Regions from separate parts of the Mus musculus genome. Here all the other regions are linked to region 2. The links are chromatin loops, found by intact Hi-C in ENCODE. Cell type or tissue: heart. All regions are shown on one strand.

Evidence for each region. Hi-C counts contacts between places; a loop is a spot of excess contacts. Peaks named below come from ENCODE experiments on the same cell type or tissue, not always from the same donor. Only the 100,000 strongest peaks of a DNase experiment are listed, where the experiment ranks them.
Region 1: it touches region 2 in a loop (4-fold over the local background); 5 of 42 quality-filtered maps call a loop at or near these places.
Region 3: a loop joins it to region 2, with 6 times the contacts of the local background. A loop is called at or near these places in 6 of 42 quality-filtered maps.
Region 4: a loop joins it to region 2, with 4 times the contacts of the local background. A loop is called at or near these places in 12 of 42 quality-filtered maps.
Region 5: it touches region 2 in a loop (6-fold over the local background); 14 of 42 quality-filtered maps call a loop at or near these places.

What each region holds. Positions count from the first base shown.
Region 1 is chr6:56,712,793-56,717,792 of GRCm38, reverse strand. Avl9 (AVL9 cell migration associated) reads right to left here and starts at 2,888. Exons shown (of 16, transcript NM_030235.1): 1 at 2,579-2,888. The coding sequence starts at 2,671. In heart, a CTCF peak has its summit at 2,636 (motif pointing right); a DNase peak (open chromatin) is centred at 2,992; H3K4me3 peaks cover 2,187 bases; H3K27ac peaks cover 1,444 bases.
Region 2 is chr6:57,688,786-57,693,785 of GRCm38, reverse strand. Pyurf (Pigy upstream reading frame) reads left to right here and starts at 1,708. Exons shown (of 2, transcript NM_025574.3): 1 at 1,708-1,977; 2 at 3,908-5,000. The coding sequence starts at 1,781. The coding sequence ends at 4,049. In heart, a CTCF peak has its summit at 1,942; DNase peaks (open chromatin) are centred at 1,715 and 2,095; H3K4me3 peaks cover 1,649 bases; H3K27ac peaks cover 1,471 bases.
Region 3 is chr6:57,578,074-57,583,073 of GRCm38, reverse strand. Herc6 (hect domain and RLD 6) reads right to left here and starts at 2,082. Exons shown (of 23, transcript NM_025992.2): 1 at 1,842-2,082. The coding sequence starts at 2,037. In heart, no CTCF peak of the experiment used is centred here; a DNase peak (open chromatin) is centred at 2,023; H3K4me3 peaks cover 1,175 bases; H3K27ac peaks cover 790 bases.
Region 4 is chr6:57,822,732-57,827,731 of GRCm38, reverse strand. It overlaps Vopp1 (vesicular, overexpressed in cancer, prosurvival protein 1), which reads left to right and starts at 2,607. Exons shown (of 5, transcript NM_146168.1): 1 at 2,607-2,805. The coding sequence starts at 2,752. In heart, a CTCF peak has its summit at 2,796; DNase peaks (open chromatin) are centred at 2,681 and 3,091; H3K4me3 peaks cover 2,217 bases; H3K27ac peaks cover 2,781 bases.
Region 5 is chr6:57,541,314-57,546,313 of GRCm38, reverse strand. No RefSeq gene overlaps it. Among named protein-coding and RNA genes, the nearest start is that of Ppm1k, 8.3 kb to the right of the region's middle. In heart, no CTCF peak of the experiment used is centred here; DNase peaks (open chromatin) are centred at 1,273 and 2,493; H3K27ac peaks cover 273 bases.

The DNA.
Region 1 (5,000 bases), 980 kb after region 2:
ATAATATTTTCTAGATATAACAGGAAAGCTGTACACATGAACTCTCAGCAATATGGTTTTCTAAACAAGACCTACACAATGAAGTCAGTAGCTATGGCAAAGCAGATAGGGGAAATCTCACAAGGGCCCCAAACCTAGATGAAGAGCTCTAGGCAACTCATTGAGCTGAGATATAGAGACTCAGCCTTCTCCAGGGACAAGTCTCTGATAGGTTATCTATTCCAAGTAGTCAACCCTAAACACATACACACCAGCAACATTAAATATTAGCAACACTAAATACTCAGTAGGTTAAATGTATATGTGTGTATGCACACATGCTTGCATGTGTGTAACAAAGATGAAATGAAAAATTTGAGGAGAGGGAGGGACACAAGAGGGATTGGAAGAGGTGTAAAAATATGTAACTAAGTATTCATGCATGACCAAAAAAAATGAGCAGAGCATGACAGCAGATAAATCTTTGTTTTAAGATAGGATCTTTCTGCTGGGCGTGGTGGCGCACGCCTTTAGTCCCAGCACTCGGGAGGCAGGGGCAGGCGGATTTCTGAGTTCGAGGTCAGCCTGGTCTACAAAGTGAGTTCCAGGACAGCCAGGGCAATACAGAGAAACCCTGTCTCGAGAAACCAAAACCAAAAAAAAAAAAAAAAAAAAAAAAAGATAGGATCTCTCTATTGTATACCCCTTATTGTCCTAGAACTCAGTCTGTGGACCAGGCTGGCCTTGAACTCAAAGATCTACCTTCTGTACTTATTAGGCAAGCACTCTACCACTGAGCTACCTACATTCCCCAGCCTAGGATTAGGTTCTTAGTGCTTTGTTACTTCAATACCCTAAGTAGGTATAATTTTAAAAAGATCAATGATTAATCAAGCTACTTTAGGCATCAATTGGGGAAAAACTCAACTAGGACTTGTTTGCTTCACTGTAATTATACATTATCTGACAAAAGAAATTAAGAAGGGCAAATTAGGAAGCTTTGGATTTGCTGGTCTTAAGAGTAACCTAATACAGGCCTCCTGCTTCTGGCACAGAACTTAGTTTACAAAAGCAGACACTTGTACCTGCATGCTGAAACCAAAAGGCAAAGGCAAAAAAATGAGATAGCATGCAGGCTGCTCTTGTATCTTTGTTTTTAAACAGTCTCTGTTCTCTAATCTTTATGCAACACTATATACTGTTTCCCTTATTGAAAGCTATACTATTAATAAAACCAGTAAGAGAGGCAGAAACATAATAATCTTGACTTTCAAATGACAGCAAGAATCCGAAGACTACCCTATCTCCTATCAACTCTGATGTTTTCCAGTTTCCTTCCCAGAGCTCCCTCCATTCAGTGTAGTTCTGAATCAAGCTTCCACGATGACTATACTACCACACACAAGAACACCCATGGCACAGGATGCAAAGTTACAACTTCTGACTGACTCCGGGGCTGTTTTTCATAACAGTATAATCTCAGCAATCTTTTTTTTTTTTTAGTATGATTTTTGTCATTTTGTTACTTTACTCCTAGCTTATAAAGCAACTAGTTAGTTCAAAGGCTGTAATCAGGAAGTACTAAAAAAACTTCTTAATATCATACACAATAGTGTTACTCTCTCTTTAGTGTTATTCCATATCTTTCTGAGGATAAGCGAATATAACATCTTAAAATAATAGTCTATTTTTTTGAGGCAGGGTCTAAGTACCCTGTCTAATTTAAGATAATTCTCTTGCCCCAAGCCTCCCATTTGCTGGATGTATGCCATGTGCCACCACACCTAGATTGAAGGTAACAGTCGACACACACCTGTACACTGACACACACACTCGCAGCTATCACTTCTCCACTCCCTTCACTACTTTTGTTATCTTCTAACTAACTGAACTTCTGTAAATAAATCTAATGTTACATTCTCTGTGAAAGAAAAGAAACCAAGTGCTTCGTTTTCTGCTAGAAGCAATCCGTTTTTTTCAACACCTTAAGTATTCAATATATATATTCACTAGCACATTATGACATCATTGGCTTCCAGTGTTTGTTTAGGCTAAACAAACCTATTCTATTTTGCTCCTTTGCCTTCAACACAAAGCAAACGCTCGGTTCAGACGGTAGGGTGAAGAGTCATTTAAGAAGCTGGCTCCATTTGCACTATCTGTTTGACAAATTACATTTTTACTTACTGCAAGCGATTTGGAGGGCTAACCTAACCAAAAGAATAGCTCTGGGCCGGATCAAATCTGAAATGGCACAAAGAGAAGGGGGCGGGGCCGGTCGCTAACCCCAAACTACAGATTCCAAGGCTCGCAAGAGATAAACAAAGGAAGCCGAGCGGAGCTTACAAGTGCGTCAGTCTACTTGAGCATTCGTGTGGAAACCCACAGCTCGTAACGTGCCGGCGTCCAAACACCGAGTTTTCCTCAAGAGCTCCTTTATGGGTAGACACCCAGCAGGTTGGTGGAGACTGACAGGGAACACAAGGCTCGCCCGTCATTCTTCCGCTAAACCCGAACCCCCGCGGCTCGTCGCGCAGTCCCCGGAGGCACACCGCGAGGAAGGCCGCGGGGCGCCGAGAAGGCGCGGGCCGGTCCTCACCTGGCAGCCCTTCTTGTGGTGAAAGCCGACCACCACGATGTGCAGGACAGGCCCGCAGGGGGCGCCGTCACTCTCACGCCCAGACTTCTCCATGGACGCTCGCCGGAGGCCCCCGCCGCGACTCCAAACGCCGAGGCCCGGCCGCACGACCCAGAGCGGCAGCCTTCGGATGTCAGCCTGAGCGCCGCATACGCGCTGCGCCACGAGCTCCGGGGCCGCCGACCAGCTCCCTCACCTCCGCGGAGCCCCACCGGGCCTCCACCTCTCTGCTTCATCCGCTTCCGCAGCTTCCGGGCTGTCACCTGACGCTACAGCCGCCTCCGGCAGCGCGGGGCGGTACCCTGAGGCCCCTGTCCCGGCTGGGTCTGAGGCGGCATGGGCGGAGCCTGATCAGGGGGCGGGTCTAAAGGAAAAGGAGGCGGAGAGGGGAGGGGCTGTATAACAGGAGAGGCGGGGCCTGCTCGAGAGCTGGCCTGAAGGAAGAGGACCCCCAGCTGAAGGCGCGGCCTACACGACCGGTGGGGCGGGGCGGAGCTGGACGGGGCGGGGCAGGGCAAGGTAGGGCAGACAGACACAGACCCTGTGCAGTGGTGAAGTGGTGTGCACAGGGGGTTGATTTGGCTGACTCTTAAACCTGCTCCTTTCTCCCTACGATCTTTGTCAAATCACTTCCTTCTAAAATCTATTTTTCCTTCATGAAATATCGTTACTCCTCCTTTTTACCAGTTTTACTTATTTATAAACGTATTTCCTCTTCACTCTTTAAATCTTCCGTGGGATCTCTCAGTCTTGATTTTTAAATGTTTAGCAAGAAGACATATTCATGAGGTTTGGTATCTCATGTATTCAACGTTGAAGTTAAGTTTCTTGCTTACTCAAAATTTTTTTTACTTTCACTCTAGAATTTTTTTTTTTTTTTTTTTTTTTTTTTGGTTTTTTGAGACAGGGTTTCTCTTGTAGCCCTGGCTGTCCTGGAACTCACTCTGTAGACCAGGCTAGCCTCGAACTCAGAAATCCGCCTGCCTCTGCCTCCCGAGTGCTGGGATTAAAGGCGTGCGCCACCACGCCCGGCTAGATTTTTTTTTCATTTAATTTTTATACGTACAGTTTCTTTTATGCAAGTGTGTAATGCCACAACTTGAGGGGCTGAAGTAAGAGGTTTGCAAATTTCAAGCCAACTGTGGGTTACATAGTGTTAGAAATGTGCTCACAGGGCTGGAGAGATGGCTCAGCGGTTAAGAATACCGACTGCTCTTCCAGAGGTCCTGAGTTAAATTCCCACCAGCCAACCACATGGTATGTAATGGATCATCTGTAATGGGATCTGATGCTCTCTTCTGGTGTGTCTGAAGACAGCTACAGAGGACTCATATAAATAAAATAAATCGAGAGAGAGAGAGAAATGTGTTCACAAAGTAAAATGACCCCGTAAAGCTTTATAACTTTAAAATTAGTCGAGGCTTGGAAGTACACACCTTTAACCTAAGTACTCCAGAGGCAGGCAGATGTCTGAGTTTGAGGCCAGCCTAGCCTACAGAGCAAGTTCCAGGACAGCCAGGGCTACACAGAATCCCTGTCTCGAAAAATGACGACAACAACAAGGACAATAAATGATGATGATGATGATGATGATGATGATGATGATGATGATGATGATAAGGGTCATAGTCCAAAAAAACCGCAGGAACAAGCACACCTGTTCAGGATGGCCAGGTGGTGGTGGTAATGGTGGTTGTTGGCTTTTCCATTTTAGCTGAGGTCCTAACTCATGCTGATTTAGGATGTGGCTGGAAAAGATCAACCAGTACAGAATAGGCAGTGTTTAAACTGAGTACATCTGGATAAACTAATGAAGGACCTGAGACGGGGAGAGGAGATAAAGAAGGCATATGGTTATTAAAACTGTAAGAAAAGACAAACTTTTCACATTGGAGAGTGTGATGGCTATTCCTGGCTACATCTGGAATGAACTACAATCCAGAAATGATAGGCACATCTGTGATCGAGTTTTTGAGGCTGGAAGACATAGGCTTCTGACCTGGATCTTGACATGGGATGACATACACTTTTGATCCAGATCTTAAGGCATGGTGGCTATGAAAAGCTTAGGCCCAGGCAAGGTAGTACACACCTGAAAACCCAACAGATTGGGGCAAGCAGATCTCTGAGTTCAAGGCCAACCTGGGACAGAACAAGTTCCAAATCCGGGTGTGGTGGTACACACTTTAATCTGAGCTATACTTTCTGCTGGAGGCTTGCATAAGGACAATGGAAGAAGGAAGGCTTCCTTCTTCTCCACTTGCTTGCCCTTAAATGTCAACACATCTATTGGAACCTGCTTCTTCAGGATTCCAGCCTATATAGAAGACCTGAAACACCTAGCCTCTTTGGACTGAGAAACTACTAGATTATTGGACTTCCC
Region 2 (5,000 bases):
AGACACTCTTGGCCACTATCGTAACAGTGTCCTCCAACTTCCCTTGGCCGTAGTAAAGACTGGGAAGGCAAAGGAGAGAGTTTGAGATGGAAAGGTGGCATCAGGAACAGAGATGAAATTATTTAGGGAGTGGAACTAGATACCACCCCACACCAACCCCCACACCACATCACTGCTTAGCCCTGGGAAGTGAGAACATGAAGAAAGGAGAGTCATCCCAGGTGCTCTAACTACAGCAGTCTAACTTCAGAGTGCTTAATGCATGTTTAACGCTCAGAAGTGAGTGATTTATGCTATAACTCACAACTAAAATAGCCTAACCTTCATTGCTTCTGGGGGCTGCTCAGAAATTGTTTTTGTTTGTTTTTTGTTTTTGTTTTAATTGACAAGTTAGGAAACACAGGGACCTGGAAGATCCATTTCCGCTTCACCCAGTAAGAAACTAGTCCAACTGGCTCTCAGCCTACACCCAGCTCACAGCTGTAGAGACATTAGCTCTAAATTGTTTTATTGTTTTAAAAAGATGTTTTACAACTTAGGACAGTGCAGGGTAGGCAAGCCTTCTGCTGAGTCCCACTCATGGCCTTAATGTTAGCATTCTTGCCATTTCCTTCCACGCTCCCTCATCATCTGGGTGACCTCCAGAGACCAGTGTTTTTGCAAGGATATCAGAGAGCTTTGCATACATCTTGGGACAGGAGGAGCCTGGGCTGGAGAAAGCAGGTATGCAGAGGAGACATCTGTAAGGTCAGAGTTATCTTTTGCCAGAAGTTCAGCTAAGTGACTTCCTGCCTTTCTTGTTCCTGCCCTTTTGTCCCTTCCCTCATAGGTCACATATAGTGGCAAAGCTTTGAGGCAGAACATGTGTACTTTTCAAGAGCTCAAAGGACGAACATTGACAAGATTTCAGTAGCCATATGGGTTCCCAGCAGACAGCTAAAGCCCCTCAGAAGTGCCAGCACTCCAGAGGCCTTTCCTACACATTAACTCAATCTCAGCTGCCTCTGTTTGACTTTCAGACATTCCCGCCTGCGACTCAAAGCAAACTTTGTTAATGCTGTGACCCTTTAATACAGGATGCTGTAATGACTCCCAACCATAATATTATCTTCATTGCTACTTCATAACTGTAATTTTGATATTTATGAATTGTAAATATGTAAACGTCTGTGTTTTCCTGTGGTCTTCAGTGACCCCTGTGAAAGGATCCTCCTGCCCCCCAAAGGGGTCCAAGCATGCATTAGATGTGCTTTACCATAGTATTCACAACTAACAACCCTCAAGTTGTAAAAGCCTTCACAGCTTACGGAAAAGGAGAAAAAAGCCATTTTCTTCAGGCTCTTAAATTTTTGCTTGTGATACTTACTGTATGATTAATATTAAACCTGCTGTTGCCTCTAACACAATATGCTTGTGTTGAAGAGTCCTTGAAGATAAAACTAAGTTGAAGCCGAGCTCCGTGTGACTGGAGTCCGGTCCCTGACTAATTGGCACCTTTGTGATTAGCCCTACTGAAAAGTTGGACACCTGAATGAGTACTGCTTTAGTTTACAGTTTTGTAAAAGCGGTGGTGCAGCCACTGACCCGGGGAATGTCGGTCTGCCCTGGGAACCACACCACCGACTCAAGCTGTGCTGGCGAAGCAATCAGCAGCGCACCGGGGGCGGGGCCGGGGGCGGGACCGGGCGCCGGGGGCGGGGCCGGGCCAGGGTGACCTCCGCGGCTCTGGTGTGAGAGCAGTGAAGTTCCGAGCGCTGCTTCGTCCATCTTCTGAGCCGCCATGCTGAGCGCCACGTGCCGCAGGCTCGCCCCGGCGCTGCGGAGGCTCCGCGCACTGTCTGCAGTCGCCGGGAGGTTTCTGCAAGTGCCCGGGGCCAGGCTCTGCTCTGACCAGAGCGAGAGGGCTGAGCAGCCCCACACCTTCCACCCGGCGCTGCTGCAGTTCCTGGTGTGTCCGCTCTCCAAGAAGCCGCTTAGGTGAGACTCATCTGCCGCCTTGGCCCGAGGAAGGGTGGTGGCCTGTGGGCCCGCCAGCGGATCAGAAGCTTACTCCCTGGATGCCATCCGCCCGGCCGACCCCTATGCTAGGGTCAGCCCCGCCCAGGACCCGCGTGAGCTTTTCTCTGGCTCGCCATTGGCTGCTCTTTACAATCTCTCCTGGAGGCTTTAAAGAAAGACTTGGTTTCTGAGACTGGCTAGGCTCCAGAACCTTTTGAAACACAGTATCAGGGCCAGCGTCCCGACCGACCTATCTACCTACCTACCTTCCTTCCTCTCTCTCTCTCTCTCTCTCTCTACCTTTTGAAACACAGTATCAGGGCCAGCGTCCGGACCGACCTATCTACCTACCTTCCTTCCTCTCTCTCTCTCTCTCTCTCTCTCTCTCTCTCTCTCTCTCTCTCTCTCTCTCTCTCTCTTTCTCTCTCTCTCTTTCTTTTCTTCCTTTGGCTCGTTTCTTCATTCTTTCCTTTCTCCCCCCCCCCTTTTTTTTTGTCGCACGTGCACTTGCCTGAGTGTGTGTGTGTGTGTGTGTGTGTGTGGAGAGAGAGACAGAGACAGGGAGAGAGACATTCAGACATGATCAAAACTCAGGGCAAATACTATTGACATACTGATCTTTCCAGCCTCTCCATTCTTTGATGGGGGAAGGGGAGACAAGTTTCTCTATTTGGTTTGGTCTTTCCTGGAACTCTTTTTATAGCCCAGGCTAGCCTCAAAGTTGTGATACTTTTCCTGCATCAGTCTCCTGAGAGCAGGAGATTACAGGAGTTAACTACCACTTCTGGCTTCAATCTTTTTTTGTTTTGTTTTTGTTGTTGTTGTTTGCTTTTTTTTTTTTTTTTTGATTTTTTTGTTGTTGTTTTGTTTTGTTTTTCGAGACAGTGATTCTCTGTGTAGCCCTGCTGTCCTGGAACTCACTTTGTAGACCAGGCTGGCCTCGAACTCAGAAATCCGCCTGCCTCTGCCTCCCAAGTGCTGGGCTTAAAGGCGTGTGCCACCATGACCGGCTTGGCTTCAATCTTTTTAAAACGCCTATTATTCCCAGTTTCCTGTCATGTGTATGAACCATAAAGGATCAAAGCAGATCCTGAAAGACCCACAACATGAGGACTCCCCCATGTTCTAACTCAGGATAGGTGACACCCCAAATTACTCACAAGAAACGGTCTTGATGCAAACTGCAAGAGGTTTAATCGGGAAAGACCAGCGCACTAGGGACAACTCGTATCCCACACAGGGGTAGAGGAATAGACCACGAGCTCAAGGGGTAAGGGGCTTATAAAGGCAAAAACAGCAAAAACCTGGAATTGGGCTATAGAAAGACAAATCTGCAAACAGCTGGCATCCTGGAGCAATGGGGCAAGTTCTCTATTTTGGACACAGGTCTAAGGGCTTAAATAATTTTTCACTCTCTCTCAGGAGCTTTCATTCCCCACTCTTTCTGGTAAATAGTTCTAATCTTAGAACTAGACATTATTTTTTAACACACATGGAAAAGCAGAAGCAAAATACAAGATAAGGGTCTTTCCACTGAGTCTCAAGGTTTTCTGCGTACGCAGTGGCATCTAATGTAGACCGAATCTCTAACTTGGAAGCAATGTGGGGCTTGCAATCCAATGCAATTCACTGCTATGAAAAAGCTAAGTCATAAATTGGGAATAAACTAAAATATATATATATATATATATATATATATATGAAACACTGGCCCTAATGGGAATAATTACAGATTGTAAGATGATTTTTCTAAAAGAAAAGGTTGGATTGGCCTATGCTTCTAAGACTAAAGTTACTGGAGGACTGGAGGTATAAATATAAATATTGGATACATAGTGCCATTTATTGAGCGTCAAGCCTTTCTAAGCTTTTAGTTTCCACAATTCGTTTTGTTCTTTTTCTCCCTTAGATATGAAGCATCGACAAATGAATTGGTTAATGAAGAGTTGGGAATAGCATATCCAATCATTGATGGGATCCCTAATATGATACCACAGGCAGCAAGGACCACACGTCAAAATGAGAAGCAAGAAGAAGCTGAGCAACCCTAGACCCTGATTGTTAAAAGCATAATTACTGAGTTCTCTTAATTCTGTACACCTTTAACACAGGGAGGGAGAGTTGGGGTGGAACAGTAATTCTGCCTCGGCCTGCTTGACTGTTCTTCCCCTGCCCTCTTTAGCAGGACTATTCTGATCTGCTTTTCTGGAGGAGAATGTCCCACAGGGCTGCACCAGCACAGACCACAGACAGGCTTTGACTTTACAGTGTGCTTTTGCCAACCACCATAGCAATGTGTGTGTTCTCCCACCTTTGGAACCAGAAAGGTCTAAAACTCTTTAAGTGTAGTTAGTACAACCATAGCCGGGACAGCACGTGGATTAATAAGAGATCTGCAGCAACATCTGTGAAAACTACATATAAACCCATTTGATTTATAACAAGATCTGTTTGTCTTATTTCTCTCAGGCTTAGGACCAGGAAGCAGGCTATGGAAGCTTTTTCATGCATGTTATAGCCTTGTTTTTTGAAGATTTCACTTACAACCACTGTCAGAGGAAGCATTTCAGTCATCAGCTGAGGCTTGCTTCAAATCCCATTCATTTGAAAGCTGGTGATTTCAAGTATTGTTTAGTTTCAAGGTCAACGGTAAGCTTAAGTGCTAAGAAAATTCTGACATTGTAAACTTGCCTTCAGCACTTTGGTATTTCATGGTTACATCAATAATAAAACAAGATGCTCACAGTTTACCACCAAGCCCAGTTTGCAGTGGTGGAAGGATGTCTGCTTGAATGGATGGTTTTATCTCAAGAGTCTGATAGGAAGAGAACATGTGAAAATAGTTTATGTAACTACATTTTCTATACAGAGTCATTTACTATTCAAAATAGAATCGTTCTCCAGGGAGGTCCCTTCAGTAGGTAAAGTCCGGAGTGGGAAGCTGGTTATATCCTTTTAAGTTTAGTGTTTCAAAGTACACTCCAGTTTCTCTTGCCCTGGAA
Region 3 (5,000 bases), 110 kb after region 2:
AGGAAGGAAGGAAAGAAGAAAGAAAGAAAGAAAGAAAGAAAGAAAGAAAGAAAGAAAGAAAGAAAGAAAGAAAGAAAGAAAGGGAGAGAGAGAAAAAGAAAGAAAGAAAGGGAGAGAGAGAAAAAGAAAGAAAGAAAGAAAGAAAGAAAGAAAGAAAGAAAGAAAGAAAGAAAGAAAAAAAGAAAGGAAAAAGAAAAAGAAAGAGAAAAGAAAATGAAAAACCTTCCATAAGATTATAAATGTCTGGAGTTTAAGACAGGAATTGCCTCTGAAAAGGGAGGAGGGGAGTTACCCAGATTCTTTGTGTCCCTCAGTGTTGGTTAAATCAATTCTAAAGTTCTTACTAAACATCATGAAGAAGTAAACCCAATATGTTTATACATGTGTGGAAAGACAGCAGTTTTTATGGACTACCTGGACACAACTTGGCAGGCAAAGTCGGAGCACCTTGAGTTCCTATCTGAGCAAACTGAAACCTAGCTCAAAATAAGATTCACAGCCCACGGAAACGAAACTGAAAGGTGCCCATTCGTGTCTGGCAAGGGCTTTATCATTATTTCTTAGATGGTTCCCCACAATTTATTATCCAACCTCTTTTCTTTTGTTAAGTACACAAGTTCCTGGATCTAAGCACCTCTTTTACTTTCTGTGAATTCCTATATACACAAAAATTACTCTCTAGGTAAAAGACTAATAAAATCCCATGCTGTTTTTTGCCTATTCATTTTTTTCAAGTTAAATTTGTAGCTTCCAGAAACTGAATCCAAAGGGACAGAGGAATAGTTTTCGTGTTCTACACAGTTCTTCAAATTATTCTACACACATAATCAAATATAGTCAATGGGAATGTAAAATAGTCCAGTGGTAGAGTGCTTGCTTAGCATATAAAGTGGCAAAAATAGATAATTAAAACCAGAAAAACAAACTAGAACTTTAGTTAGTTTGAAGTTACTTAGAAGTGAATCAATATCATATATAAAATCCCCTAGTGGATTAATGTTTTGGTAAAACCACAACTTCTTGTTTAGATACAATTACAATAACTCATAATGACAAAATTCCTATAAAAATTAAATACATAAGCAGAAGATAAAACGAGGAGCTGCAATGGTCTTAGAGTTGCTTTTGGTGTAATTATAGGTGACTTTTTAAATTTTAAATATTTTATTATTTTTACGTGTGTGTGTGTGTGTGTGTGTGTGTGTGTGTGTGTGTGCGCGCGCGCGCTTGCGCTTGCGCATCACTGTGTGCATATATGTGTGTGCTGGTACCCATAGAGGCATAGGATCCTCTGGAACTGTAATTATAGGTAGTTGTAAACTGCCGCATAAGTGTCAGGAGCTGAACTCTTAACCACCGAGCCATCTCTCAAGACCCTACAGGTGGCTTCTTTAGTACTTTCCTACATCAGCTTTAATGCCGAAAAATGCTATTATACTTTTTTAAAAAAACAAAAAACAAAAACAAAACCTTAGGAGAGAAGATGCCCCAAGTTATTGCTAAGCTTTTCGGTTTGGAAATCAGATTCCCCCCACCCCACCCCCTCCAGAAAGTTCTCTCAGGCTTAGCTTGGTAAGGAGGAGGGACTTTCTTTCTATCCAGAGGAAAGCTTGCTTTTTTGCTTTCAGTTTCTCAATGAAGAGGAATTGGAAACCGAAACAAATACAAACTCCAGAGCTCTAGGAGTTGACCAGTTGATGCAAGCTGCTTAAAACAGGGTTCCAGCTTCTGATATCCCTGGTCCAGCCACCCGGTATCCCTGGTCCCCTGGTCCCCTGGTCCCCTGGACCCGAGGCCCCCACATACTGTCCTGAGCACCTGCTCAGGAGCTTGGAAGTCACCTGGCCTTTCGGTACTCTGGTCTCTCCTCTGGCCCAGCTGTCCCCAGCTGTTGTCCCCGCAGGAATACACCCTGTGGTTGCTGAACAGTAGGAGCGAGTGGTGTTCCCCGCTGGCTGCCTGCAAGAGTTCAATGCCGCTGGTTCCCGCCTTCAGGCGCCGAGGCTTCCGGCTTCCTGCAGCCCAGCTGAAATACATCCCTGCGGTGCACAGCCACCCGCGGCTCTGGTATGTCAGATGGGCTCCCAAAAGCAAGTGACCTAGCTTCCCTAACTCCTCCCAAGGGCACTGCCCAGTCCCTTACGTCATAGTTCTTTCCAGTAAGTGCCTGCTTGTCCCACACCACTAACATCTTTCTCACAGGCATTTCTAGGGTCATTTTGAAACCTGGCTGCTTGAATTTTCAGTACTGAGTATCTGAGAAGACAGGGAAGAAGAAAGTATCTCCATCATGAGTAAGCCACTTGTGAGTCCTGATGCTCTGGACAAATTTCTAGGTCTGTGAAATATTTATTAAGTGACAATATCCACAAGTTGTAGCAATTTCAGTGGCAACCAGTTCCCAGGGAATCTGCTTTCCTTGGCAATTCTAGCTGGGGTTCTTTTATTCCAGTCTTGATTATTAATTTTCAGATCACACATTAAGCACCACATGGTAAACCTATATGTATAATAAATAGATTATGGAGTATGTTCAGGGGGTTACAGAACTTTTTTGAGAATTTCAAAGAGGCCTAGAAAGCCAAAGCTGGGAAGCCTGTAAGGATGTAATTAATAATGAACCCTAACTGAGCTGCAATGGAGAAGCTGCTGTCCAACTGAATCCAACTGCAGAGTAAGGGCAGGGGCCAGATATGTAAAGAAATGAAAACCTTCACATCAAAGCTACACAAGCCAACAGAAAAAAAGTGAACACTCTTTTGCAGGTTTGCTGAGCTCTGAAGGAATTTAAGGGAGACATCTTTAGAGCTGTGTGTTCCAAGGTGACTCTGGCTCTCTCTGGCTCTCTCTCTCTCTCTCTCTCTCTCTCTCTCTCTCTCTCTCTCTCTCTCTCTCTCTCTCTCTCTCTCTCCCTCCCTCCCTCCCTCCCTCCCTCCCTCCCTTTCTCCCTCCCTCCCTCCCCACCTTTGAAAACAAACACAGCACTGAAAGGGTTGTGGGTCACTGTGTTTATTCCCATCTGCTGCAGGTTGAAGCCTCTCTAATGATGGCTGAATAAGGCACTGCCATATGAGCCTAGCAGACTATTATTGAGTCATTTTATTGTTACCCTTTTGTTTTTCTTAGACCAGTAGTATTTGGTTTTGTCCTAGGTTCTGGTTCTTGGTCACCTGAGCAGTGTCAGGTATGGGTTCCTTCCATCTCATGGTGTAGGCCTTAAGTCAAATCTGAAATCAGTTGGTTACTCCACGTGGTTTGTGCCACCATTGCCCTAGCATATTTTCCAAGCAGGACAAATTGTAGATCAAGGGTTTTATGGTTGGATTGGTTTACTTTTCTCTTTTAGCAACCTGCAGAGTCCCTTTGCCTGTCATAGACATTAGAACATGGGACTCCACATTCAGTGCATTGTGTGAGTATTGACTTCAGCAATGAAAACTTGCTGTTGGTTTGTTGAGAGACACCTATTTTCTTGGCAACAGCCTGAAGTATTTGAGGATTTCATAGCGACCCTTTCAACCAATAACTCAACTGGATAAAACTTAATCCCAGACTGAAATTTTCCACTGGGACAGACATGGCCAGTTGGGGTTCCATCTCCCTCATTATTTAGAGACTTCAATAGGACCACCTTCATTATTTTAGGAAGTTTCCACTACATCAGGTTTCCATATTCTTCAAATGAGTTTCAATACTAGCTGTTCCTCCTCTCATTGCCTCTCTAAATTCCATTTCCTCTCTTCTTTCCCACCAGAACCTCCCATTCTCATGCCTTCCTCTCCTCTACCAGTAAAATCCATTTCTATTTCTCCATCCCAGAAAAAAATCCATGTGTCTTCCTAGTCCCTTCCTCTATGCCTAACCTCTCTGGGTTAAAAAGATACACGAATATACAGAATACCAAGTAGACAACAAAATCAGAAAAGAAATTCCTCATAGTATTCTTTAACATGCAGCCATTCAGTTTGATCAGCACCATTTTTTGAAGATTCTATTTTCTAGTTTGTATTTCTAGCTTCTTTCTCAAAAATCACATGTCTATAAGTATGTGGACTTATTTCTGGGTGTTCAGTTCTATTCTATTAATCAACATGCCTGCTTTTATGCCAATGGTATACTACTTGTCTTGCTATAGCTTTGTAGTATAACTTGAGAGCCCCAAAAGTTCTTCAATTGTGCAGGATTGTTTTCGCTAGCATCGATTGTGTGTGTGTCTGTGTTTCAATATGAAGTAGAAAATTGTCCTTTCAAGCTCTTTGAAGAATTGTGCTGGAATTTTAATAGAGATTGCATCGAATCTGTAGATTGCCTTTGGTAGGATGGCCATTTTTACTATGTCAATTCTACTGATCCATGAGCATGAAGACATCCATTGTCTGATGTCTTCTTCAATTTCCTTCTTCAAAGACTTGAAGTTCTCTCATACAAGTCTTCCACTTGTTTGGTTAGTCTTACCCCAAAATACTTTATATTATTTGAGGCTATTGTGATGGATACTATTTCCTGAATTTCTTTCTCTGTTTGTCATTTGTATATAGGGGGGTTACTGATGTTTTTATGAGTTAATTTTGTATCCAGCTACTTTGTTGAAATTATCAGTTGTAGAAATTCTATGGTAGAATTTTTAGGGTCACTTATATATCATCTGCAAATAGAAATATTTTGACTTCTTTCCAACTTGTATACCTTTGATCTCTTTAGTTGTCTTATTGTTCTAGCTAAGACTTCAAATGCTATATTGAATACATATGAAGAAAGTATGCAACCTTGACTTGTTCCTGATTTTAGTGGAATTGTGTTGAGTTTTTCTTCATTTAGTGTGACATTCACTATAGGCTAGCTTTAAACTGCTTTTATTATATTGAGGTATGTTCCTTGTAGCCCTAATCTCTCCAGCACTTTTATGATGAAAGGGTGTTCGATTTTGTCAAAGGCCTTTTGTTCATCTAGTGAGATGATCTTGTAACTTTTCTCTTTGTTTATATGGTGGATTAATTATA
Region 4 (5,000 bases), 130 kb before region 2:
GAGGTGTGGTTTTGTTGTTGTAGATATGGTCTTGTTGAAGGAAGGCTACACCACACTGGGTATGGGCTTTGAGGTTTCAAATGCTCAAGTCAGGCCTCAGTGTCTCTCTTCTTACTGCCTGCTAATCCAGATATAGAACTCGTGGCTCCTTCTCCAGCACCATGTCTTACTGGAGACCACCATGCTTCCTGCCACAATGACAATGGACTAAAGCTCAGTTAAATGTTGTCCTCTATAAGAGTTACTGTTTTCATGGTGCCTCTTCACAGCAATAGAAACCCTAATGAAGACAACCAGAAGTGGGAAGCCTCCCTTTGAGTTGTTGGTCAGGATTGTCCAAAGGACTCCCAAAATAATAAATAAATGGCTACTTGCATTGCCCTTGGTTGCCTCTCAGAACTTGGAGGTAAAAATCTTATTGCTGTAGACACAGAATTTAGAAGAATTTAACTGTAACTGATCTCGAAGCCTCTTCCCTGAGGATTAGCTGCTATAGCATCAGAAGGTGTTATGTAAATTGACAAGGGAGAAAAACAATCAAAACGTTTACCCAGGGATAAATCCAGCAAAGCACAAAAATGACTGGCCCAGCAAGACATACCCAATGGCTAATGGCTGTAGTTAAGTCTTTGGGGTAACTATCAGCTGTCTAAGTGAACTTGGGGGCTGCTCAATCAATAGGTGAGAATTATTTGTACTGTAAACCTAACCAATTACCTGGAACTGCAGAGGTCATAAACCTTAAAGAAGAACCTACCACTGCCATTTTCCTAAATCAATATAGGTTTTTAACTGTATTCTTGAAAACTTATGCCCATACCCACAGATGAACATTGTTCACGCTGCTTGCCAAAAGAAGCTCCTTATTATGCAGTAGATGGAAGCCACTATAGAGATCCACAACTAGTCAAAATCAAGAGAGTAAGTATATGTATATACATGAACTTACATATATAAGTTCAGTTTTCTCCAGGAATTAACCCCTTTTAGGTTATCTAGTCCCAAGTGGTCAGCCCTAAATGTGTTTATATGAGCAACATTAAATGCATTCAGTACGTTCTATAATATAATGCACTAGACATAGGTGTTGTGTATAAATGTGACAATAACAATTGAAGATGAGATCATAAATTTGAGAGGGGGTAGGAGGGGCCACAGGTGGAATTGGAGAGGGGAAGATGAAAAAAGGAAATATACATACTCATGCACGAAATTCTTTAAAACAATTTTAAAAATTATTACAAAAAAGATTTGTAAGGAAGACAAAGTTACCATAGCCCAACGATCCTTTACAGGCTTTGAGTCAATTCTGTGTGCACAGAAACAACTCCCCAAAGAAACTGCTTCTAGTGACCAGAATTAAGAATATCATCAGGGCCAAAGCAGAGATTTCCCTGCTCCACTATAACCTATCTACTTAGTGCCTCCACTAAAGGGCTTGATTTTTTATTTTTATCCTGTTACTATAAAACTTCAGGAAGCTATTATTGTGTTGGAACATGGAATTTGAGGGTAATCATGAGGCCAGTTTTTTTTTTTTTCCTTCTTTGCTTGCCAGTTATAGCAGGTATAGTTTCATGGTGTATGCTCTATCTTAACCAAGTATGTGTACTGAAAGTTGGCAAAGTATTTAAGACTCGCCTGTGAGAGATCCGTTTTTCTGTCTTCCCTCCATATCCTGTTGGAGGTGGTTCTGTAATTTAACGAACTCTAGTTGCTAAAAAAAAAAAAAATTAATTCATTTGTGTGCGTGATGTGTTTGTCTGAAGGTATGCATGTATGCCATGTGCCCATGTGATACAACGAGACGATTCTGTTTCCATCTTACATATCCAGGGAGAAGCTCAAATCTTCAGCCTTTCCTGGCAAGTGTTGCTACTTGTTTAGGGATCTCTCTGAACCTAAAGGATTGATTCTATTTCCTGATCTCTGTACTCAGCGTTACGCATCATAGTTTAAACTAGCTGTTTTCTTGTTCACCTCTACATATTTGGCCTCCAGCTCAGGTCTGATACAAGTTCAACCAATGCTTCAGTAAGTTCAGTAAATTCAGATGTCATCTGAGCCTTATTGTTATGTGTGTGTGGAGAGGGGCCAGAGGGGAATGTCTGAGAGAAAGTAAGAATAGTTAGCAGCAATTCCCTATGGTCAAAGAGCCTACCTCAAAGGTGAGGTGCACTGTGGAGTCCAAAGGTGGGGTCCTAGCAGAGTCAGGCAGAAAGATGTTGGCATAAACCTACACTAACCTTTTGCAACCAGCTGTCCTTTCCTTGTGGTTTTAACTGTCCTGGGGCGGAGTGGACCTCCCACCTTACCTACAGGAACCTCAGTGAGAATGTCTCCGTGGCTAGAAACTTCAGGAAGACCCAGTGATGGGTCCATCCGTATCCATCCCCCAGCTCCCAAACCCGGTGTCCTATAAAAACCTTCCCAGAACTATCAAGGTGAGACAAGATGGTCTCTTCCGAGAGAGGAGACATCAGGCCGTCTTCTCACCCAGCCCCGCTGTCTCCGCGTCCCGCAGCGCGCTCCACAGACTTTGCAGGCTCCGAGCCCACGAGCGCGCGCCCGTGAGGTGGATCGGGGGCGCGCGGCGAGGGCGGCCTGGCACGTCCTCGAGCTCCGCCGGCTTGCCGCGCGTCCTTCTGCCGGCTTCAGCTCGTATCCCCGGAGTCCACCCGCCCGTCCCGGGGTGCGGACTGGCCCTGAGCTGGCCGTACAGCCCGGCTTCGGACGGTCCTCGCTGGAGCCATGGGCCGCCGGCTCGGCAGGGTGGCGGCGCTGCTGCTCGGGCTGCTAGTGGAGGTAGGGCCGCCGGTTCCCCGCGCCTTCGGGAGAAGGGACGCGGGAAGGGCATTGCGGAGCTCGCGAGTCTGCGGTGTGGGGCGGCGGAGGGGTCTGATGCCGGGACCCCCTGTCCTCCCTGCGCGCCTCCTCCTCCTGTCGGCGCCCCGTTTCCCTCTCGCTGCTTGCTCGGGCTTGCGTCCCCGGGAGGGACCTTTGTGCGTGTCCACACGCGCTCCCTGTCTCTCGGGGCCTGGGGCGGCGCCTCCCGCAGCTGGTAGGAGGGACAGGGACATTTCTGCCTTTGGAGATGAAGTGCAGGCTTTTAGAGGCGAGGAGAAAAATCCCACGGGGAGCTTGGGTGGTTGGTGTACTGTTGTGAAGCCGCGGAAACTTGATGGTGGGTGGAAGCACCGCCGAGGTACAGCCAGGGTTAGAGCGGGGCTGCGGTCGACTGAACTGCGACATCCTGTGACGCGAACCACCCTTCCTGCTCCAGCGGGTTCATTCAAAGGCAAAAGAGTGGATGTGTAAAATCTGGTGTGTAAAATATGGATTGGGGTTTGGAGGTTTGTTCATACCTCCACAGCTTCAGTATTTTGAAAGATTTTTGTATTAATAAAGTCAGTTTAAGTGGGTAAGGATGCCCCTCTGACTATCACTGTCCTGCCTCAGAAAACTGTAAACTTCCTTGGTTGGGGAGTCAGCGGTGCTTGGAAAGATTCTCATTTATGCTGGAGGAAAAGTCTTTCTTTCCAGGAGAGTTAAGGGAACAGTTTCTCCAAGCTCTAAGTTCGGATCAGAGCAAAGATTGCTCGTTTTTCTTTGAAATACCTCTTTTTTCTTTTCTTTCTGTTTCTCTCGCTCACTCTCTCTCTTTCCTTTCTTCTTCTTCTTCTTCTTCTTCTTCTTCTTCTTCTTCTTCTTCTTCTTCTTCTTCTTCTTCTTCTCCTTCTCCTTCTCCTTCTCCTTCTCCTTCTCCTTCTCCTTCTCCTTCTCCTTCTCCTTCTCCTTCTCCTTCTCCTTCTCCTTCTCCTTCTCCTTCCTCCTCCTCCTCCTCCTCCTCCTCCTCCTCCTCCTCCTCTTCTTCTTCTTCTTCTTCTTTTTTAACATTTAACGTTTTTGAGAAGTGCCACTTCTGGTTTTCTTTCTTCTTGTTGTTCATATTTTTAAAAGCTTAGAAACCAAACCCTCTGGGTAATGATTCAACATTGGTTGCTGTAGAAAAGCAAACCAGAGAGCACTGTTTACAAAAATAAACGTGTGTTTACCTCAGCATATCTCCGTTGAGGTAAATTTTGTAATCTGGCAATCTCATTTGCATGTGTGTGTGTGTGTGTGTGTGTGTGTGTGTGTGTGTGTGTGTGTCTGTGTGTGTCTGTGTGTGTGTAAGGAAGATTATCTGGGGTTCTCTTGTTTCTATATTTGTGCCACTCCTGTCTCCAACTTAGCTTTGTGTGTATCCTAAAAGTCTGCTTCAAAACTGCTGATTTTATTTTTATTAGGGTGGGTGTTCTTTCTGGTTGTGTTTATTTTTTCATTTTCTTTTCTATATTTTTGTATTCGAACGATGTTTATTGAGGAAATGAACATGAGAGAAGTGGCAGACCTGCCAACACTCTAAGGCTTTACATTCAAGGGCCAGCAGTGGAAAAGCCTTCAAAATGAGTCAAGTCAATTGAATTAGCTTTTCTGGGGGAGAAGGGAAACCAAAAGTAACATCAAATATGATGCGCTAAGATTGTTGCTTGTCATCAGTTTTTTTTTTGTTTTTTTTTAATCTACTGCTTTGTTGATTTGATGCCATCATAGTGACGTTGGTTGTCAAGAGTTTTTTGGAATGGACTTTTTTTCTGTGCTGATTTAAAAAAATAAGGCAGTAAAAACAAGGTCTCAGCACCTGGAGGGAGGGAGGGAGGGAGGGAGAGAGAGAGAGAGAGAGAGAGAGAGAGAGAGAGAATGCAGAAGACCTGGAAATCAGAGTTGTGTCAGGCAGTGCTAAAGTTTTATGTTTGGGGATGGGGTGAGTTCTTCCTTTCCCTCTTAGTTGGCTGATTCAGGCTACTACAGGGGATTGGGTAATCCAGACAAAGAAAGGCAAGCTGATTGGTTCCTACTATAGGACCCTCCCCCGCTTCTTGTGGGAGATTTGAAAGACCACTGAATACTTTCAGTCAGGGAAAAAGCCCACTGGTCTTGGTGAGGAAAGAGGAGCA
Region 5 (5,000 bases), 150 kb after region 2:
GAATAGAGGAAGGATCTATTTGGAGAAGTAGTGGGACCAAAGATTGGTGAGGGCCAGGATCTGCCCATGGAAAGTTTGGAAAAGTGGAGTAGACATTTCAAAACTTCCTGACTTTCCTCGGGAGAGGACTTGAATACAAATCTGCTTCTTCCTTTAGGGGGTTATGTGACTCAGCAGACACATGCACAAGACCCCAGGTTAGATCTGCAGCAGCACACACACAAGCCCCACTTTCTCTGTGGATTTCTGTCTTCTTGTTTAAGGGGAAGTGGACAATGGAGTCTCTTGGTCCTCGCAGCAATACTAGCCTTAGTAAATGGCAAAGGAGACTTGGTGAAGTTTTGTAAGGCAATGTTGTGAGATGAAAAATATGTCAGTGAGTCCAGGATTAATTGTTGGTGACAGAGGGAGAAACCACAGAAAGAAATGACAGAAAAAGAGGAGTTATATCACTCATTGCCAACTCAGAAAAGGAATAGTTTTGTCTTTTTTTTTTTTGCTACTTACACTGAAACACATTTCAGGATAAGTTCCCAATGATGGCAAACTGATAACCATTTTACCTCCTTCCTTCTACTGTCATAGAACTCTGCCTTCCTGCCAGGTTATGGCTTCCTATATCTTCCTGTATTGCTTACTTCAAGGTAGGCAGATTTAGGGAACAGCTATGCTATTGTCATTTGGATTCAGCAAAGTGTTGTCTAATTTCACCATAGAAGTATGTCTGAGGATCCTAATTTCCTTTACATTAAGGCATCTTCAGGAAATAGATGAGCTCTTGACACCTTTATGGCATACACCTGTAATTCCAGGAGGTGTACAGAAATAGGGACTTGAGGCAAGATCTGAATTTTAAGAACAGACTAGGCTATTCCAAACACAGAGGGAGGGAGGGAGGGAGGGAGGGAGGGAGGGAGGGAAGGAGGGAGGGAGGGAGGGAGGGAGGGAGGGAACTTGCATACTTCTCATAGTAGAACATATACAACATTTGGTGCCATTCGTTTATTTAAACTTTTAAAAACTTCTTTTCCTGTCATCCTTTTGAACCCAGATTCCTTAAAAACCTTGGTTTTTTATGTCTATATTTGACACTAGCAGAGAATGAAACATAGTTGGTTTCTTTCCCAGAGTATGCTAATTAGCTGGGAAAATAACACTTTTCTTTTCTGCTATTGGAAGAGAATGCAACCAATAGAAACACAGTTAAGCACCTACACCCACTCCATGTACAAAATAAAGGAGTACATGCCAGTAACTTCTGCCTTTGGTTGCTTGACAACCAGCCACAAACATGCCTTTCGTCATCTCTTACACTGTTACCTTCAGATTCCAAAGGGTCATTTGCACGAGACCCAGAATAGACTAGTGAGTTTACAAAGCTAGTTGTTATTTCCAACAAGTTAAAAACCCATAGGCTTCTAGCACTCCAGATTTCAAAACAACAGTTTTTCCTAATATTATTTGTACTTTTCTATTGTTATGTGTTTACATAGAAATAATTATTCGTTCCTTCACTTCATTGCCCTGACAAAAAAGCATTTTTTGAATACTGTTTATGAAGATTACACAGGAGGGAACTTGGCTCTGTTTTAGTTATATCTTAAGAGCACTGCTTTGGCATATATCACTTGGTAACAGATACTGTGATCCTGCTTGATCATGAGTGCTCACTGCCACTCACTCATGAATTTATACAGTTTAGAGTCTAAAGGCAAGCTTGTAAAGTCTTGTTTCCAATGCATGGAGCAAAGATAAGATTCATCTGGGCAACTAGATATGTTTATAAAAAGGACAAATGCTTTGAGTCCAGCCAGTTGTGGACTCAATGGTGAGTCTCCTGTTCAGTGAACATCACTAGATTCAGTTTCATAGAGTTACAGTTTAACTGTGTACACAGATAATATTAATTTATATGTATTCAGTTGGATTCAACTTTCTTTTATTAAGATGGAATTAGTGTTATTGTGTTTCATAAGATTGTCGGATATTTTTCTTTCTTTCTTTTTTTGACTGTAAAGATTTTTTAAACTTTTTATTAGGTATTTTCTTTATTTACATTTCAAATGTTATTCCCTTTTCTATTTTCCCCTTCGAAAATCCCCTATTCCCTCCCCCTCCCCCTGCTCACCAACTCACCCACTCCTATTCCTGGTCCTGGCATTCCCCTATACTGGGGCATAGAGCCTTCACAGGACCAAGGGCTTCTCCTCCCATTGATGACCGACTAGGTCATCCTCTGCTACATATATAGCTAGAGCCACAAGTACCACCATGTGTTTTCTTTGATTGGTGGTATAGTTCCAAGGAGCTCTAGGGGGTACTGGTTAGTTTATATTGATGGTCCTTCTATGGCTTCAGTCCCCTTCAGCTCCTTGGGTATTTCTCTGGCTCCTTCATTGGGGACCTTGTGCTCCATCCAATGGATGACTGTGAGCATCCACTTCTGTATTTGTCAGGCACTGGCAGAGCCTTGCAGGGGACAGCTATATCAGGCTCCTGTCAGCAGGCTCTTATTGGCATCTGCCTAGTGTCTGGGTTTGGTGGTTGTTTATGGGGTGGTTCTCCAAGTGGGGCAGTCTCTGAATAGTCATTCTGCCAGGCTCTGCTCTGAACTTTGTCTCTGTAACTCCTTCCATGGGTATTTTGTTCCCCATTCTAAGAAGAAATGAAGTATCCACACTTTTGTCTTCCTTCTTCTTGAGTTTCATGTGTTTTGCAAATTGTATCTTGGGTATTCTAAGTTTCTGGGTTAATATCCACTTATCATTGAGTGCTTATCATGTGTGTTCTTTTGTGATTGGGTTACCTCACTAAGGATGATATCCTCCAGATACATCCATTTTGGATATTTTTCTAAGGTGAACAAGAAAGCTATAAAGCAAGTAATAAGAGTATCAGAAAGTTATATTAGGTGTGTGAAAGGTAAAAGTCCAGTACCCTGATGTGAAACCACTGCTTAAATCAATAGAGTTCTTGTTCTACTCTTCATAATATCTATAAGGCCCGACTAAAGAACAAAAATGTTTGACCAAAACTTAAATGCTTTGTTTTCGCTTAAGTTTTATCTAAATATTACACAGTAGTTAAGAGTAAAAGTTTTACCAAATTGTGTCCTCCATATCCATACTTAGAGGCTATGTTAATATACTCAGAGGGATTACAAGAGAAAATATTTCCCTCTCACTGTCCAAGGTAAAGTGGGTGCCAGGGCCCGTGAGGCATCTCTAAAAACATGATTACTGTGAGGACTCATCTTTTCTCTTGTTTAGGGAATCCATGGAGACACCACCTGGTAAGTTCTGACCAGTATCCAGTCTACAAAGAGGAGCGTCAACACAGAGGAAAACTTCCATGATTTCAAGTGAAGCAGCTTTGGTTTAAGATCTTTGAATTACCCTCGCACACAGGAACCTGGTAAAGGGAAGGTGAGAAGAGACAGAGGTTCCTCTCAGTAACCCCTGAGAACAAAATCTGCAAAAGTCATGACAGCAAAAAAAGAAAAAAAGTGAAATTAAATAAAAGTGATTAATTTCAGCTACCACTGTGGCCTTAAGTACCTCAGAGGAAAGTATAACTAAAGAATAAAGTGACTGCTGCTTCTCTTTAATGGTTCACACTATCTGGACATTAGACTTAATACTGTAGGAGATCTTACTTAGCCGTCTCTCATTAATGATTTTCTCCTTGGTAAGAATAGCTCTGACTGTGTAATAGTAAGACATCATGACCGTAGATCAATTGAACATTGCAGAGCTTAGCTGCCACCAAGATCAATAGACCCACTATTGTTTCAATGTAAAAATCAAATGATAGTTACATTTTGTCTTCCTCCCTGTCTAGAAAGGATCTGGGAGTGCCTCATACTGAGTCTCTCCACTTCAACAGCTGTCAATGTGCCTGAAAGTGGACCCTGGGGTTGATTTTTTTTTTTTCAAATAAAATCTCAATTATTTGATTTTTCAATGAAGACTTAGTAGCCAGATGCTGGTGTGGAAACCTGCTAGCTCAGAGAGGCAGAGAAAGCATGTAGCTGACCTTCCTCCATAGCCAACATCCCAAAAAGGAAGCTCTTCTTCCCCACATTGTGTGAAAAACAAAAACAAAAACAAAAAAGACAAAATGAAACAAAAACCTTCAAACTATATGTTCCTGCCTTCTACTTCCTGTGCATCTCCCTATCTGTCCTCCCGACTTCCTCTTTCTCTCTATGGTTTTCTCCTGTGTTCACTCCTTGTCAACTGGTTGCTAGCTTTGACTCTTGACCTATGGTTGACTTTATTTAACACTATTTACAATAAAGAGAAATCTCTTGGATTAAAGGTGTGTGTTAGGGCTGAGCTACAACACAACTAGAAACAGGTTTTTCCAGTAAGTAACACAAACTCAGGGTTCACAATGTGATCAAATATCTTGCAACACCCTGGACCCATTGCTATCCAGGCCAACCTCAAAAGGATTGCTCCCATGTGAGACTTTTCTGAGAATGGTCATTCTACTCTGGGGTATACTGCAGTGTCCTCTAGCATTCTTCTCTCCACTCCTTCAGCTTCTTTGCTTGTACAAATGATCCTGAAGATGGAGCTTTGGACATACTGCCTCCCAGAATTTTACCACAGCACTCTAGATAGGCCCTAGGAGCCTGCCTTAAAAACATCTTCTCTTTCATGGACCAGCTCCCTGCACCACCCCCTCATCCCCTGTGAACAAAGGAAGCAGCTAGAGTGTTCATTTCCCTTCTGGCAGAAGCAGGTCAGTCTCTGAGAGGCAGGTATGAAGCAGTTAAAAGGACGTAGGTTAATAAGGAAAATGAAAGTAGACTTTATGAAATGTCTGTTTCTTATTCCCAGAAAACATTATCAGGAGAAGTGATAGAAAGGTGTGGTGGTAGCGGTGGTGGTGGTTGAGAAACCAGACCAACTCCATCTTTGGTTTAGGCGTTATCTTTAGAGAACCTGACCTAAGGTTGAACTCAAGTTAACCACCAGGCCTGCACCTAGCAT